Linked DNA regions of Homo sapiens: region 1 is linked to region 2. The links are chromatin contacts, found by Hi-C in ENCODE. All regions are on one chromosome and are shown on one strand. The core of a region is the stretch at or near the end of the contact, and the rest is flanking DNA. Distances in the headings are between cores, read along the strand shown.

What was found. A loop is a pair of places that touch in the nucleus more often than their neighbours do. Pooled maps may share reads with other maps.
Region 1: a pooled map shows a loop between it and region 2 (8-fold over the local background). The contact joins the enhancer-like site here to the promoter of ING3 in region 2. A Hi-C loop is called at or near these places in 7 of 50 pooled maps.

The regions. Positions count from the first base shown.
Region 1 is chr7:117,004,720-117,010,726 of GRCh38, forward strand. All of the region lies in intron 1 of ST7 (suppression of tumorigenicity 7), which reads left to right. Among named protein-coding and RNA genes, the nearest start is that of MIR6132, 12 kb to the right of the region's middle. Within about 2 kb of position 4,637, at least 2 of the 41 ENCODE cell types and tissues checked have a DNase peak (open chromatin) inside an H3K27ac peak, as active enhancers do.
Region 2 is chr7:120,947,212-120,953,454 of GRCh38, forward strand. ING3 (inhibitor of growth family member 3) reads left to right here and starts at 3,566. Exons shown (of 12, transcript NM_019071.3): 1 at 3,566-3,713; 2 at 3,953-4,024; 3 at 6,093-6,193. The coding sequence starts at 3,686. RefSeq lists an enhancer at 4,109-4,188.

The DNA of each region.
Region 1 (6,007 bases), core at 3,387-5,886, 3.9 Mb before region 2:
ACTCTCATTTTTCTCCTGTAATACTTTAGAGGTAAATGCTTTAGAATAATTTTAAAATAATACCTCATTTCTAAAAATATAGGTTATAGCAATGATGACAAAGATAACTTATCTTCCATGGAATATTTTGGATAGAACAAAACATTTATGATGCTTTAATCTGTATTTGTATGAATAAAATTTGATTCAAGTGGAATTAGGAGTAATGGGAACTTAGCATGTTTTATGTGGAAACTTAGCATGTTTTATGTTTTCGTTTTGTTAGCTATTTTTAAAATATGGCTGTGTTTAAATATATTGCTACTGCATAATGCCTAGAAGTCCACAGGCCTCTGTATTTTGTTCCTTATGATATCATCTGTTCTCAATGCACTACTTTTTTTTAAAGAAAGATATACACATTCCTAGAATCTTTTACATTCCCAGTGAAATGCCAAGACAGGTCTGTCAAATCTAATTTTACAGAAGTGGAATGTATTTGTCAATATTTTATAATATTGACAAAAATAACTTAATTTTTTTTTCTTCATTTTATGTATCACTTCTTGTGACTTGTGAGAACAAATTTTTGATGTTAACAAGTCACATGTAAGTTTAAAATCTAATATTATTTTAACATTGTACAGAACAGGAATATCTAAAGGCTGTTGTTCCTAAGGCTAGCCCAGTTTCAGTCCACTTCACTTACAGCCATCTCCTGTGATGGTAAGCCACAAATGTCCCCTGTTTTCCTCTCTGCCTTCATATTGATTATTACTAATGTAAAAATATTTCCAATTTTTACAAATAGTTATGTGTGTCAGGTTTTAATGAAATGCTAAAGGACATTACTAATAGACCCCAAGAGATTCCGTTTCTTCTTCGCCTGTCACACTTCCTGCCCAAGTGCTGATGGACTGTGGAAACAATGACTACCATGGACCACTGTTTGAAGATGTAGTATGCTGAATTCCCAGACATCAACTTAAAAATAAATTCTGCTCATGAAAAGTATGCAGGGCATGTTTCTGCTTAAAAAAATGTCCTGGGAAAAAATCTAAATTGAATTCAGAAGATAGAGTACCATGTAAAAGAGTGGCCAAGTTATAGGAAGTATTTATTTTTTATCTTTAATTAGGTATTTTAACATTCAAAAAGCTAATGCATTTTGTTTCTTAGACATAAATAAATACGTAGATCATAAATAGAAATGTTTCAGAGATGTTTTATTTAAGAGAGTCAACAATAGTAATTAAATTAATACTAATAAATAATGCTAGCTCCTGACACTTTACCATTGACACTTTCACCAGTATCTTACATGAACCTCATAGCAACTCATAGCTCATGTCTGTGAAAACTGAGGCACAGAGTTGCCTAAAGAAGGCTCCAAAGTGGATTTTGCTTTAATTCCAGTACTTTTTCCACCTGATACCTTTTTCATGGTTGATTTATAGTAGAGTCAATGTGTCTTTTGAAAGAACAGTGTCCATATCTTATTGGAAATAGTAAAGCTTTCAAAAGAGAGCAGTTGTTATGAATCTGTCATCCTCTTACTTCCATCTTTAAAGTTTCAACAGTTCACTCTTTCCTTCTTACCATCCTTGTGTTTTCAGAATGCTATCACCAGTCAGTAGCAGTGTAGCATGACTACCTATTCTGAATGGTTTGTACCCTTTCTTAGACTTCAGGAGTTGCTTTCTACTCAAGCTAGTTCAATTGTTGACTCAACAAGCATTGCTAGGCATTAGATGTAACAGCACAATGTTTATTCCTTCTTTATATTTTTATGTCTTTTTATTCACAATTAAAATTTGTATAAGCTTTGCATAATTGCCATTTAAAGTTAATATTTTTCAACAAATGTAAGAACAGAAATATACCTAATTCCTACCAAACTTTTATAATTAGTTTAGCCAGTTATTCTGACCCTAACCATATAGAGGCACACCTTGTTTTGATGCACTTTGCTTTATTCTGCCTTGCAGATACTGCACTTCTTATAAATTGAAGGTTTGTGGCAACCCTGCATTGAGCATCTGTCGTGCCATTTTTCCAATGGCACATGCTCACTTCATGTCTCTGACTCACATTTTGGTAATTCTTACAATATTTCAAACCTTTTCATTATTATATCTGTTATGGTGAGCTGTGATCAGTGATCTTTGATGTTAGTATTGTAGTTGTTTTGGGGTGCCGCAAACCACATCCATATAAGACAGAGAGCTTAATTGATAAGTGTGTGTGTTCTGGCTGCTCCATTGACCTACCCTTCTCTAGTTTCTCTCCCTCTCTTTCGACCTTCCTAATCCCTGAGACACAATATTGAAATTAGGCCAATTAATAACCCTACAGTGACTTATAAGTGTTCAAGTGAAAGGAAGAGTCATATGCCTCTCACTTTAAATCAAAAGCTAGAAATGATTAAGCTTAATGACGAAGGCATGTCAAAAGCTGACATAGGCCAGAAGCTAGGCCTCTTGTGCCAGTTAGCCAAGATATGGATGCGAGGGAAAAATTCTTGAAGGAAATGTAAAGTGCTACTCCAATGAACACACAAATGTAACAGAATGAAACAGCTTTATTGCTTATATGGAGAAAGTTAGAGTGGTCTGATAGAAAATCAAACCAGCCATAACATTCCCTTAAGCCGAAGTCTAATTTAGAGCAAGGAACTCTCTTTAATTTCTTCAGGGGTTCTATGAAGGCTGAGAGAGGTGAGGAAGCTGCAGAGGAACGCTTTGAAGCTAGCAGAGGTTGGTTTATTTGGTTTAGTGAAAGAAGCCATCTGCATAACATAAAAGTGCAAGGTAAAGTACAAGTGTTAATGTAGAAGCTGCAGCAAATTATCAAGAAGGTCTAGCTGAGATACCTGATGAAGGTGGCTACACTCAACAACAGATTTTCAGTGTAGGTGAAAACAGTGTTATATTGGAGGAAGATGCCATCTAGGCCTTTCATAGCTGGAGAGAAGTCAATGCCTGGCTTCAAAGCTTCACAGGACAGGCTGACTGTCTTCTTAGGAGCTCATGCTCACATTGCCATGCAACCAGTCTTCAGAATTCTTTTCATTTTACGAAACTGAAGTTCTGTACCCATTAAACAACTCCCCATTTTCTTCTTCCTCCTGCCTCTGGCAATCACCATTCTACTTTCTGTCTCTATGAATTTGAAGTCTATAGTTGCACAGGCACAAATGTCTGTCTCTAGAAACATTTTCCAAGTAATACACTTCACTACATTTTCTCTTAGAATCACCTATATCTGTGTTAAAACTGTAAGAATCTGTGTTAAAATTTTAAGAATGTAGCAGTTGTCTTGATTAGAAATATATTTTCAATAGCCTTTCAAAAAACCAGAGACAAAAAAGCAGAGAGGAAATTATCTGCTTCTTATCTGAAGGCTAATGACAAAAAAAGTCATCCATGTGAACTTTAATAGAAATCTGCCGAAACCCTTAATGAGGTAGGTATCATGATCAGCGTAACTCATTACAGAATTGTTGTATTTTAGAGCTAGAAAAAAACCTCAGAAATAATTTTAAGTTCTTCATTTCATAAATGAAGTGATACTGTTGTGAAATGTCTAACCAAATTAATTAACTGTGCAGTTAGGATTGTAGTCTGTTTCTTGTTTCTCAAGAATTCCCTTTCAGCAATTGTTGGTGAACAGGGTCAGATTTTCTCAGACAAACTAGCTATTACTTGTGTTCTACACTATGAGTATGTTTTATAGAAAGTTTTCCTGGCTTATAATATAATTGAAGAGACTTGGAAATCTTAGCCCATGATTTCCATTTTTATATAATCTTCAAGGGCTAGAGATGTATGTGGATTGGAGGTATGTGGTTTTCCTTATCTGGGAAAGTAGTTGACAATTTCTCAGAAATTGAGCATTTATCACCAGTTCTAATGTGATAGGGAATGAGGTATTGTTCATAGTATCATCAGAAATGAAGGGAATTGGGATGAAACTTTTCTTGAATTTCTGACCCTGATGCAATCAGGCAGTTGTTGATGGATTCCATTATCTTCGTGAGTCTTGTCAATGGCAGAGACCTAATTGAAGATTAGAGCTCTTGCAGAGAAAGGTCAAATCAACCACAGTAAATATTGTTGAACAGGGTTTGGCAAACTGTAGCCCATGGGCTGCCTGTTTCTGTGAGATTTATAAGCTAACTTTTTTTTTAACATTTTTAAATCGCTGAAAAATTTTCAAAAGAATACGTCATGATATGTGAACATTACAAGAAATTTAATTTCAAAGTTTATAAATAAAGTTTTATTGGAACATGGCTACATTAATTTATGTATTGTTTATGACTATTTTTGCACTGAAACAATAGAGTAGTTGTGACAGAGAACAGATGGTCCCACAAAATCTAAACTGTTTACTATTTGGCCCTTTATAAAAAGGATTTGCCAGCTCCTGCTAGAAAACATTGAGAATGATTTGTTTTGTAGTACCATGGAAATTTGTGATCTTCTTTGCTTACCTAGAACTGCAGCTGTATGCTACAGCTAAGAAATTCCTTAAAGAACTTCTCCACTTTTTTTTTGTTTTTTTTTTTTTGTTTTTGGCCTCTGGGACAACCCACACTAGTCCATTCATGACTATTTTTTATGACTTTCTTTGCTTATTTTCCAGTGGTTCCTTTTGCCAATCATGTGAACAGACCAAAACCACACAGGAAGGTCTGTGGTTTGCCTAAAGAAGCTTTTCTACAGAGGGATATGTCTGGCTTGGGTACCTCCCTGTTTGTTGTACAAACCTATAGTTTGATTCTGATCATTACACTAGAGCTTTGATTCAAATGTATATAAAATGACCATCACTGTCAGGATGTAAAATGAATAAGCATATTTATTGTTGGATTCATATTTGTAGGACGAAAATCTTAATCTTTCTTATTTTTATCAGGCATTTTAGTAACTTTAGTAATGTTTCTCATGACTGCTAATTATACATCAAGATTAATTGCTATATTTTTTTTTAATTGGCTAACCTTAAACACATAAACCCAATGTCCTTTTTTATAGTCATCTTCTGATAGAGTTAAAACATCAGTGATAGGGAGACCACACAGCACCTCTTATAAAAGTTATTTACCTCCTTTTTCCAGCTGTGGTTACTTGATTTTAGTTCTCTTGAGGCCACTGTAAGAAGGGAGTGGCCCTACAACCATGTAAGAGATCTGTGCTTTGCAGCCACTGAGAACCGGGGATCCTGCCACTATTGCCACCATCCTTTTAAAGCATAACAACAAACAGGTGTTGTGTATCCAGAAAGAGCCCTTATCTGAAGGTTTGGAGTTTGGTTAAGCAGATCTTTTATTATGTTTTACTCATGCGTTTGGTCATAATTATGCTTTTGTGCTCAATAAGGATGATTGTTATCTGTGAAAGTAACTGACAATTTCTCAGAACCATTGCCTTGGTTCTAGGTTCTAGGTAGCTAGTAACTAGTCTGGTTAGTGCCATGGAGAATGTGGAGCACTGGTCTGGGTCATGATATTGAGTTGAGTAGCTGAATTCTCTCCTCACTTCATAGGGTAGTTCTTTTATCTGGTTAGTGCTAGATGCTCATCTGTCTTAGCTTACTTAAATTTTGAGGTCTTGGGAGTAGAGCCCAGTAATGGGAGGAGCTGGGCATACGCTCTAGGAATCTTCTGCATCCAGATAATCCTTTTTTTAGTGGAGTCTTCTCACATTTTGGGATAGGCCATGAGGTAGACTTGGGGCTCAGTAAGCAAAGCCAATGAGGATGACAAAACATGAAAAGGAAATGCTGATGCAGATGCAGGCTGGAGTGGGTGGTAAGAGGCCTGGGAGAGCAGCAAGATGAGATATCTTAGATAATGTTTGTTCTGACTTAGTAATAAGGTGAAATTGGGATGTGACATAACCTTAAGGCATTTTGACTTAGCTCTCACATGTTGGTGAGAATTGAGACTAGAGGGAAAACCCCCTATTTTCATTTCTGAAATGCAGAAAAATAGAGTGAACATTTATAATCCAACCCTGGTATT
Region 2 (6,243 bases), core at 2,316-4,815:
CATGCCCAGATAATTTTTTGTACTTTTAGTAGAGACGGGGTTTCACCGTGTTAGCCAGGATGGTCTCGATCTCCTGACCTTGTGATCTGCCCGCCTTGGCCTCCCAAAGTGCCAGGATTACAGGCATGAGCCACTGTGCCCAGCCGACTGCAGTAGTCTTACACAGCCTTCCTGGCTTGATTTCTCCCTTGAATTTAGTATGACAGTGGCAGAATCACACCTGTAGGTGAGATAATACTAGAGTTCTGGTGATGTCCAGCCTTAAGAGAAGCAGGGGCACAAGGTGGAACTAACAGCAGCAAAAAGGAATATCTGCAATAAGAGTAACTTAGGAGGACACATGTGATATTAATAATCATGGTAATAGCAGCTGACATTTATTGAATCATAACATTCATATGGCATTAATATAAGTGTTTTGCATAGAAAATACTTCAACCCACACTCCTATGATTCTGCTACTGTTTCTATTTCCCATTGACAGATCAGGAAACAAAGGCACAGAGTGTTAAAATTACTTTCTCAAGTTTATACAACTAGCGTTAGAGAAACTGACAAAGAAAGAGGGGAAAGGCAAGGGAAAAAGTAGAGCTTCTCTGGGGGCTCTCACCAGCAGGAGTTTGTGGGCCATGTATTTACTGTCCTGTACTTCTGTAAGGTTGCCAGTCTCTGTGTCTTTTCATTCCCAATTTCAAATCATAAGAAAATGCATCTGATAGGTCCAGCTTTGGTGAATCCCTGATAAATTAATGAGTTTTGATACAGACATGGTCAATCCATATGAGGGGCACTCCCTGGAAATGCAGTATTGGTTTTAAGTAGGCAGCCACTCAAAAATGGTATCTACTGTATGACCTAATTATGTAAGAAGTTATCACAAGCCTATGCAAACATAATTGTTGCAGCTCAGCTGATACATGTTCCAACAATAAGAGTTACATTATTTAACTAAAATATACAGTGTGTAAGTTTTATTTTTGGTTTCTGTGGAGTGTGTATTTATACTGACTGAATTGGGAATGATTTATTATCTCATTTCCCTTAATATGGAACACTCCCTGAGGAAGCTCAGTTTACACTGAAATGATGTACTTCTATTCATGATAGCATACCATTTTAGCTACTCTGAAAGAGCCACCTGGCAAAAACAACTAAAAGTGCTAGATTTAAAAAAATACACTGATGAACTAGTAGGAAATTAAGGAATTTTCAGAACGAATATAAAAGGGGAAAAAGAAGGAAAATGAAAATATCCTGAGAAATAAGTGCAAGCCAAAGTAGGCTTTTGTTCAGAGACTATCTGTCAAGTTCTGGACACCTAGAGCTCTTACTTTAATAGCTGTGCAGCATGCCAGGGTCAGAAGATAAACCCAAGTATCAGTTTAAAAGGAAGAGTCTTACAGCAGACAAAAATCTGGGGCCCCAATGGACTATACTCTCCATGTAAGGGTAAATGACATATAAGCCTCATGCACAGAATAGGCCAGTAATGAAACATGTCTGTCTTGGCCTTGGAGCCCAGTAAAGAAAGAAAAAAAAATTCTCCTCTGAGAATCTGTAACAATCCATTTGGGATAGAGGCCCAAATTCAATCTATCTGTGCAATACAATAAACCTCAAGGGGACAATTTAATCTGGTCCTAGGGGTTTATGATGTCTCCAAACAAACTGACAAGCAAATTCTAATGCTCTCCATGAAAACTCAATTTCAACTCCAGCTCAAAGAATCCTTATGCTTGTAATCCCAGAAACAGGAATTCAGAGTCCAAAATCGCAACCCAACAGGAAAAAGCCACCATGAGTAAAAGTGCCCATTTCTGAAGAAATAGCACTAAAAGGCCCATAAATGTTTCAATATTAGGTTTAACAGAAACAAGATACAGACTAAATAATTTGTATAAGAAATTATAAGATGTCTTGAAAAGAGAACCGAATAGAACTTCCAAACCTGAAAAATTATGAAAATTCTAAAATAAAACATATAAAAGAAAGATTAAGATAAATAAGAGAATAAAGAGAGAAAGTCTTAATGGAAAAAATGAGAAATAAGCAATACTGAAAAGACAAACGCTGAGAATTTTCTAGAATTGTTGCAGGGCACCAATCCTGAAATTCAGGAATCCCCTCAAATCCTAAGCATAATTTTAAAATTTTAAGGAAAGAAAAGGGAATAAGGAAGGAATTCAGACTTAGATCACTACAAAACTGCAAAAAGATGTCAAAGAGATGTTAAAAGCAGCCAGAAGAAGGAAGGATGGGAAACGAAGAAAGGAGGAAAAAAAGAAGGGAGAAAAAGATCGAAAGTACTTGATTTTCGATGGAAGTAATGAAAAACTTAACTAGAAACTATAAAATTCTAATTCTTATTAGGATCGAAGTAAGGTTCCGTTGAGATTCATCATGATTCATCATTCACGACAGGAAAGTTTCCTGCTTAAGAGCAGTGAAAACCTTGAGTACAAGAGTATGTAATGGAGAAGGAAAGCAAGAAACACACACACACAGTTTCAACTGCAATTTGAAAAACAGAAAATGAACAATAAATTATGAACTAATGACAATTTCCCCAGAAAATCGAAAAGTTAAGAAGAGTGGAAAATAACAATATCTAGCATTTATTGAGTGCAAGAGTTTTTAATAAAAAACAATTTAAAAAGAAACTGAGTAGGGACGTACTAAATATATCACAGGAAAACATTTGCTGGGAGAGGTCGAAAAGTAGAAACTAAAGAACGCCGAAGACAACCAACCTCGAATATGGACTATTTACTCAACATAAAGTTACTGCTATTAACAGCCTATTAGAAATCAAGGCTGCATCCGTAATTCATGGCTGCTCACTGTGATGATGAAGATTATTATTATTATTATTTGCGGATGCAGATTGTATGTATAGATCAATTACATTAGAATGACGATTAGATGGACCGCAAACTAGAATATATAAGTGGCTACTGACACTATTTGTGCATCTTTTAATCTGGGAAATGTATATTCACTCCATAGTCTCAGTATAAACTATTTTAAAATTACACGTAAGCCAACCAGGTGTCTCTTTTATATTTTAGAGTGAATAATGAGGATAAATTCCAGTAGAGAGTTCTATTTTAAGCAATCCAAATTCCCCGAACTTTGCTGATTATTCTAGTGTTTAGAACCTTTGCTATTTGCCTGGCACTTCTTGAAACCCATAACTCACAAACGCCGGGGCATGGAATCACATCAAAGAACAGGTGAAAAGTTGTTCCTAGTTGTGTTATGCAGGTGCATACAACTCCCGCCATTCTCTGTGCAAAAATCAACAAATAAACAGAGGCACCGCATTTCGGATTCTGTTACGCACTGTTTGCAATGGCGCCCGGTATTCGTAGTTTCTGCGAGGGGAGCCGCCAGCGCGCCAACCCTCGCTGAGGAGGAAGAAAACTACATTTCCCACAGAGGCACGGGGGCGAACACCGGCCGGGCTACGTCATTGCTTGAACCAACCAATAGCAGCTCCGGGCGGCAGTGAGGCAAGCGCCTCAGGCGCCAAAGTGGTTTTTTTTTTTTTCTTTTTTTTTTTTTGCCGGAGTCGAGCGGGTGCTGCTAGCGGAGGCGCCATATTGGAGGGGACAAAACTCCGGCGACAGCGAGTGACACAAATAAACCCCTGGACCCCCTTGTTCCCTCAGCTCTAAGGGCCGCGATGTTGTACCTAGAAGACTATCTGGAAAGTGAGTGCGCGGCGCTGGCGGCGGCCGCCAGTGGGACGTGCGGGCGGGCAAGAGCGCGAGTGGACGGGCAGCGAGATGGCGGGAGGGAGGGGGCGGCGGGGGATGTTTCTTTCTCACGGTAACTGGCAGCCTCGTTGTGGGCTGCCGGCCCCCTCGACCCCCCTGACGCACGCGCGCAGTGACGTAAGCGCGTATTTCGCCGTTGGCCCCGCCCCTCTGACGGACTCTCCCTTTGACAGTGATTGAGCAGCTTCCTATGGATCTGCGGGACCGCTTCACGGAAATGCGCGAGATGGACCTGCAGGTGCAGAGTAAGTCGGCGCGTCTACTACTCCTGTTCGCTGCGCGCGTTCAGTGCCAGACTTGCTTGTCATCACTGCTAGCGCCTAGTGCTCTTTCACTGTCCTCTGGCTCACTCCGCTAGTGCATAAGGAGTTGTCAAAAAGAACTGGCAGCCCTGAATCTCGCCTTCCCCTTCCCTCCCATGCTACTTTTTTCTGGCTTTTGCAAGAGCAGGAGGCATTGGGACACGTGTATTCCTTTCTAGAATGTGGGATTGTGCAAAAAATATTTCTCTACCGTCATTGACATAGTTATCTATGTTTCAATGGACGTCAGCATAATAAATGTTGAGATGTCGTCTTGAGCCTTTTCGTATCGAACTTAGATTTCAGCATTTATACTTATTTTAAAGTTCATCCTATTCACAGTTTTTCAAGAGTGGAAAGCACAGAAGCAGAGGTTATATATAGCTCTTTAGAGACCATGGCAAATGTCAAATTTTGAAAACTTAGTTACACATTAGATACATTTTAAATTGTAACAGAATCGTCATTTTCTTGGTTAAAATGAGTGACAGAAATTAGATTTCACTGTAAAGTTTCTTATGTGCTGTACTAAAAATTTTAGCAGTTAATGAACATTTCTTTTTCTTTCAGTGATAGCTTGGTAGTCTCTAGGACTTTTTCCCCAAATTAACTTTGCTCTTTCATAGAGCAACGACTATAAATAGGTGGCTCAGGGACCACCTGCTGCAGCTAAGAACCTGTCCTTTTCACTGCTCCTGGCTTCTCTGCCCATGACCACACACCCACTTCTATACCCTTTGCTTATGAGTATATTTTTCCGGTAAGTTTCAGGTGGCACATAATAAAAAGTGGTGGCATGGAAGCCACTTTCTGTTCAGTGGATTGTGATATGAAGTATGAATTGTGTGTGTGGTTCTCCAGCTATCTCACAAATTCATTTTAATTTTAGTGTAGTTGAAATGCTGAAGATTTGCTGAAGTAGTGTTCTCTGCAGGACTGAGCACAGACATTGATGTCAGATCTGAGTTTGTTTTAGGGCTTTACTAATTTACTCATTGACTCTGACTGTATTATCACTTGTGAGGGGCTTACATTGTCTATAAAAAGAGAATCATCCAAGGATTTAAAATGTTACACATGGATTAGAATTTCTAGTATCTGATACAAAGTAGGCATTAAATAAAGGGTAACTTACTTTAAATTATTTTTATATTTTATTGTTTAAAATTTTAAATTCTCTTGTAATTTGGGCTTACATTATACATATTACAGGCTTTTTAAACGTGCATTTCTTTACAGTAACTAGAATTTTCTAAAGTTAATAGGTATTATGGATTAACAGAACTGTGTGCCAAATAAATTCAGAAATGCTTATTTAAACAAAGGAACATACTTCTAAAAAATTAACCATAGGACTTCATAGAGTCTTTAAAAGGCTATTGTGGACTGGAAATCTCCAAAAGAAGTATATTATGAAAAGATTTTTCTCAACTTACATAACAACAGAATCTTTTTTATTAATTTTTCCTTTTTTTTTTTAGCAGACATCCAATGAGATGATTAGTCTTGGCATATAATTTGGGGAAAACTTACCTAGAATTAATGTTTAAATGATTGTACCTACTACTTTCAGTTGGGATATGACATGATGAGATGTTTAATGCCATATACCAAATATTTTTATCACTTTTTCTTGTTAAAAGAAATGTGAGGATTATCTAATGGTGTTTTAATTGTGTTTCGGTACATTTGTCTGATTTAATACCATTAGCTTTTGACCTAAAGGCTTTATTGCTCAAAAATTATAGTATAGAGCCTATCTACTTTGGCTGTTGGAAAAAATTTTGAAGTAACAAAAACAAAAATAATCTGTCAATAAGGAAAATTGTAACTTTTTAAAGGAAGATAATTGAGGCATTATATATTTACACAATCAAAGCATAACATATTTAAGTTACTGGCAAGGTGAAAGAGTGTGTATTGTCAGATTTTTTCCCTCCCTAAATCAAACCATGTATATTTAGTATATGAATTTGGTCATTTAATATGAATTTTTTTTATTATGTCATAGATGCAATGGATCAACTAGAACAAAGAGTCAGTGAATTCTTTATGAATGCAAAGAAAAATAAACCTGAGTGGAGGGAAGAGCAAATGGCATCCATCAAAAAAGTATGTGCAACACTTTGGATAATTTATCAAGAAATATTGGGACCCTCTGA